2 separate regions of the Homo sapiens genome follow, and region 2 is linked to region 1. A link is a loop called in an ENCODE intact Hi-C map of the cell type or tissue named here. Cell type or tissue: endothelial cell of umbilical vein. All regions are shown on one strand. Links, peaks and the distances in the headings refer to the core of each region. The heading gives the core; the rest is flanking DNA. Region 1 has its middle 27 kb from the start of TFAP2B. Region 2 has its middle 57 kb from the start of TFAP2D.

Evidence for each region. Peaks named below come from ENCODE experiments on the same cell type or tissue, not always from the same donor. Only the 100,000 strongest peaks of a DNase experiment are listed, where the experiment ranks them.
Region 2: a loop joins it to region 1, with 21 times the contacts of the local background. A loop is called at or near these places in 16 of 110 quality-filtered maps.

The regions. Positions count from the first base shown.
Region 1 is chr6:50,790,766-50,793,694 of GRCh38, forward strand. No RefSeq gene overlaps it. Among named protein-coding and RNA genes, the nearest start is that of TFAP2B, 27 kb to the right of the region's middle. In endothelial cell of umbilical vein, for the core only: a CTCF peak has its summit at 1,334 (motif pointing left); a DNase peak (open chromatin) is centred at 1,356.
Region 2 is chr6:50,654,574-50,657,502 of GRCh38, forward strand. No RefSeq gene overlaps it. Among named protein-coding and RNA genes, the nearest start is that of TFAP2D, 57 kb to the right of the region's middle. In endothelial cell of umbilical vein, for the core only: a CTCF peak has its summit at 1,491 (motif pointing right); no DNase peak of the experiment used is centred there.

The DNA.
Region 1 (2,929 bases), core at 228-2,727:
CAGCAGCAAAAATTGTTGCTGTAATGATAAAGATTGTTATAGCAAACCACTCAAATACTTACAATAAGAGGAGCTATTTAGAGAATTTTGAGTTGAAGTGAACCAGAAATGAAATGCAATATAGCCACTGAATCCTTTACAAGAAAAAGCAGTATTTGAGATGATATGGACTTGAAATCTTATACAGGACAACTATTAAAAATTACTGTATATATTGCTTTTCTCAGAAAACTCTTCTATCTCTTCCATTGTGGCCCACTCTTCTCTACCCACTGGTTCCTCAACTTCCAGTTTTACTTTCATCATGGCTAGAAAGTAGCTGAGTTATAAATAGCTGGCATTGCCTGGCAGTCTCCAATACTGGGATACCTCAAAGAGTTGTGATCTGGGAGAACATTTAGATTTTCTTACTTCCTTTACTTTCTGACTTCCAAATTGAAACTTGGCACAGACAGAGATAACTATAATAAAAGGAGGAACGAGGACAGTGTGGATGTTGTGGATGATAGAGATGTGTACATGTGAGTGTCTGCATATGAAATATGATCAAGCAGGTGGTGAGATCAAAGAGTAAGTGCTGAGACAACTCTCTGCATATCCTAACATATTTCCAAGTATGGCATAAGCAAACAAGGTTTGGAAAAAAATTATCTATGCAGGTGGAACTCTAGAAAAAGATCTCTGCCCTAAAAATGTTTCTTTAAAGTTACTTTTAAAATGTTAATTCAATAGTTAATAAATAAACTAATAATTACAGGACACAGATTTATCTGACTATAGCATATTTTAGTAACTACTAGCAAAATTGTTACTAGTATTTTATACCATAACAACTTGGTACTTATGGTCTACCTGAAATTTATCCAGTTTGTGACAGCAATGAATTACTCAAAAGGGCAACCACAAAGTCTTTCTGCAGAATTCGGCTCTAGAAGAAAACCGAAAAGCCATTTACCTTATTAAATAAACTAGTAATCACAGGGACATATTTATATTCCCTATAACCCATTCTACAAAGGAAACATAGTATAGATATTATTTAAATACAGAAGGAATTAACAAAGGCAATTGCAAAGTATAGGCTTCTCTGGTGATGAGCAGTTTTGAGTCACATACCAACTACCAATTCCCTGAAGAAGAAAAATATTAAATGAAATTTTTTTTGTTTCACTTATAACAAGAATTAATATAATGTCTCTTTTTCTTTAATTTTTTTTCACAAAAAACTGTCACCTTATTCTCTATCTTCAAACATATCTGAATACCGTACTTTCAAAATAGCACCAGTATTTCCCAAAGCCTTCGTGCTACAGAGTGTATTCTACTGCCCTCTGCTGGAAGAGGAAGTGAGTTATCATTCATCAACGGGATTGCTGGAGCAAGTGAAGGAAAAAGTTGCTCCCATATCCATTCAACAACTAGTTATTTATCACCTACCAGCCAATGTACCAGATAAGTGATAGATCAATAGATAGACTGATCTATCAATCTACAGATTCAGAATATTATTCAGAGACAAGATTGGTTCTCTGTGCTCTACAACTATGTTAGATCTATTTATAGAACAAAGTTGAACTTCCTCAAACCTGCAAAGTAAAAATAGGACAATATTTTTAAAATAACAAGTGACAAGCATGTAATGAGTGGGGAATATGGAAGGATTAATCCTAACTAATGTGCAGATAATTAATAAAATGAAGCTTCTTAGTAAAGGGAAGGATCTAGGTTAGAAAACAGGAGAATTGGTGTCAGATAAATAAAGAAGGAATAAATGGATAGGTAACTGAAGACCTTATCATAACATTATAATTCTTTATTACATTTCTGTGTCCATTTATGAGCCCTTCTGGACTGTAAAGTCTATGAGAGCACTTAATGCAACGTTCAGTAAATGATTTCACTGCTCTGTGCTGTGGTTCTCTTATCTTTAAAGTAGAAATTTTTCCTCCAACCCTACAAGCATATTGAGGGTGACAAATAAACACTGTGTGTTATTTTGTACGTGTGTGTGTATGTGAATTTTCTTACAGTATGGATGTTATGTTTAATCTCATAACTTTATTTGAATCATGGATTTAATTCAAAGTTTCCAGAAGGTTTATGTGAAATATAATGGCTTAAAATCTTAATTGGTCCCAGTTTGGGAACATGTTGTATCCTTCCTTGCCAGTTACTTTTGACATTCATTTTTGAGTCTAAATGATGCATCTTGACTCACTGAATCTTTATTTGGACTCAAACACACTGGCTCAGCAATGTGGTTTCAATCACTGGGCTAAGAACTAGCATGGGTTTCATATTCAAACAGACTTGGATTCAAATCTCAGCTCTAACAAAATATTTAATAACTGTCAGAGCAAACACTTGCATAACGTGTACCATATATAGCAACCCCATGAGGGAAAAACTGTTATAATTCTCATTTTACAAATGAGAAAACTAAGCCATGGAGATTGTTCAATAACTTTTACATACTTAGTCATATAGTTATTGAGTGGTGGAGTCAGGATTCAGGCCCAGGTCTAAAGGCTCTAGAACTCTTGTTCTTAAACCTTACATTGCGCTGCCTATCTTCCCCGAATCATATTTTCCTAATACATAAAATGATAGCAGAGAAACCAAACTGAATTCAGGGAAGGATTGGGGCAAATGCATATGAAGCATAAAGCAGAGATCCTGGTACACAGAAGGTGCTGAATAAAATTGTTGCTAGTATTTTAAGGCTTAACAACTTGATACTCAAAGACTACCTGACCTTCATCCAATTTCTGACAGCAATGAATTACTCAAAAAGGCAACCACAAAGTCTTTCTGGAGAATTCAGCTCTAGAAGTGAACCAAAAGGCCATCTTTCCCACACTCTTCATTTTAGAGGTAAGAATCATGATGCCCAAAGAACTTCAGAGGTTTACCCAAAGAAGCACCAAAA
Region 2 (2,929 bases), core at 201-2,700, 140 kb before region 1:
TAGATGATAACCAAACTGCTTTTTCATTTTAACCGCAGGTACAATGGGAATTAGGCTACATATTGTTAAGACAATTGTTTCTATTAAGATAATGGAAAATGTGCAAACCTAAGTATCAAAATTTACACACGCTCTCATGCACATGCACAGACACCTCTCCACACTCCAACTAAGTTTTTGGGTGAGTCATTGAATATCACCTTTCCTCTCATTTGTACCTATTATCAGTAAAACAAAAGATTCACACACATAATCTTCAATCCTGACTTATTGGAATCTGTTAATAATCGTACAGACCTCCCTCATGTGGCTATGGTTTGGATGTTTGGTCTCTTCCAAATCTTTGCTGGAATTTGATCTTCAGTGTTGCAGGTGAGGCTGACTGGGAGGTGTCTGAGTCATGGAGGTGGATCTCTCATGAATGGTTTGGTGCCATCCCTGAGGTAATCAGTGAGTTTTTGCTGTATTAGTTCAAAAGAGAGCTGTTTGTTTAAAAAAGAGTGGCACCGCTTCCCTCTCTCTGTTGCTCCCTCTCTTGCCAGGTGACACTCCTCCCCTTCCTCTTCTACCATGATTGGAAGCTTTCTGAGCTCCTCACCAGAGGCAGGTTCTGGTGCCATGTTTCTCTTACAGCCTGCAAAAACATGAGCCAAATAAACCTTTTCTTAAAAAAAAATAATTACCCAGCCTCAGGTATTCCTTTATAGCAAAGCTAACAGACTAAGACATCTACCCCAGAAAACCCAACTAAAATTAAATATTTTCAACTGATTCAGAGTTAGCATGTTGTATTTTATTGACTGATACACTGTCAGAGGCACTAAAATAAAAAATCACGGTCAATCTTGTTACTTTACATAGTATATTAAAGCTAGCTGCTGTAATAGGCAAACCTATAAACAGGTGAGAAAGTTTATTTTTCATTCAAGTAAAAATTTTAGGTGGTATGTCAAGTGAGAGTGGGGCTGGAGATGAAAGGTGAAGCTTCTGCTTCATGTAGTCGTTCAGGGACACTGTCTTATGTGTCTCTGCTCTCTTCAACATGTGACTTCCATGGTTGCCTTGGGCATCGACATCCAGGCAATACTTGGAGGGAAGAAGGTGAGTGGAACATCAAATGCTGATACTGTCATTAGGCAGTTGGTGGAATTATAATTGCTAGCAGTCAAAGTAATTTGGACAAACAAACAGGGAGAATTCTCACCACTTTTCTATTTAAATGATATCATGATTTGTAAGGAAAATATCTATTTTCCCTACAAGGGAACTCAAGGGTTTCCATTTAGAAATAAGGGTTTCCATTTAGAAATAAGTCTGGTGGAGAAGACTTTTATACAACGAATAATCACCTCTTACTTTGTGATCACGTTTGTCACTTTACAAATGAAGGTTTGTCACTTGAGACTTTAGAATGGTTATTGTCATTTCTCAGTGACAGAAGATGCAATGTATGTACCCTGCCACCAGGTGGTGGTTCCTCTAACATGTGCTTTGAGAATAAAATTAAAACTAGAAATGATTTCTCATTTAATTCACTGAAATATAACTTTCTATGCTGTTTATATTTAGCTATTTTAATAATCAGATTTAGCCTGGCATTCTAAGATCTCTATTCTCAGTCTCCAGTTTATACAGAAAAGCAAATCTATAAATCTAGTGTGATCACTATTTCTCACGTTTTTTTCTCATTATACGTTTGTGTATTTTTTTTTCTTTTTAATCTAGTGCTGGCCTAGAGCACCTAGCACATAGTAAGCCTAAATCAATGCATATTTTAAGGTTTCACTCATTTATTCCATTTATCTAAAATGCTTTAGCACTTTGTTCATAAAAATTCCTTCAGTAAAAATTAAAATTGGATGTCATTTCTCCCATGATTGTCCAAGTAAGAGGTAATATCCTTCCTCCGACCCAAACCCGGGTAAGTGCTACGTTTTTGTTTTTGTTTTTTGTTTGTTTTTTAGCGCAAATGTAGCTCTTATTCACTGTGTCCAATTGTAGCTTTTAAACCTTATTCTCCCATCTTGATGTCCCATAGTCCTTAGCACAGTTTTTGGACATTCAATGACTATTAGTTGAATGGATGCATTTTAATACCGCATTTTAGAAAAAATTGTAAAAGGAAATTCCTGCAACATTACTATTACATTTTTATTGGTCCTTAACTTTTCCTTTATCATTTCATCCTGAACTCTAATTTGAAGTCAAATTCCCTACATTGTAGTTTAAAAGTTATTGAGAAGCCAAGTCTTCAAAATTTAGGCCAGCTGGTATCAATATTTCTTGAGGTATTAACACTTTGTCTTGGGGCAAATTTTTGACCTCTTTCCAGGTTAGTCAAAAGGCAGATTTTCTTTTGTCTGACTTACTAAATGAATCAATTAAACTTTTTTTCTAACCAATCCTAGCTCCATCTTCGCCCATGAGCCTCTCTTCTGACTGTTTAAGGTTACTTTTAACATCTAACACCAGAATATTTAAGAAAAACATTACTATTTTATTCATCATTAAAAGAAAACATGACAAGCACTCACTATGTTTTTCTTTCATTGGAATTAGTAGCTAAGTGACCTTGAACTATATGTCCAATATATCTTCCTTCAGAAACACTCTAGCAATAAATGGATTTTCTAACCTGTCCTAGTACTGAGTTCCCAAAACAGTTTCCTGAAGGAGTTTATGCTCTTCCTAAAGAAGAGAACATTTTAAAATAAAGCTATTTTAAAATGAGGTTTAGGGATGGAAATTTAAAGCAGTTTCATGACAGTAACATTTATCTCTTTTGGCAGTTCTGATATTTATGTATTGGGTTTTCTCAAAGCTAGGTCACCTTTCTCTGCAACCATTTGGTCTGTTTTAAAAAGTGATTTCCTAAAGACCAAAGACTACCCTATTCTACTTAGAGTCCAGCTTCACACTGTTAGAACTT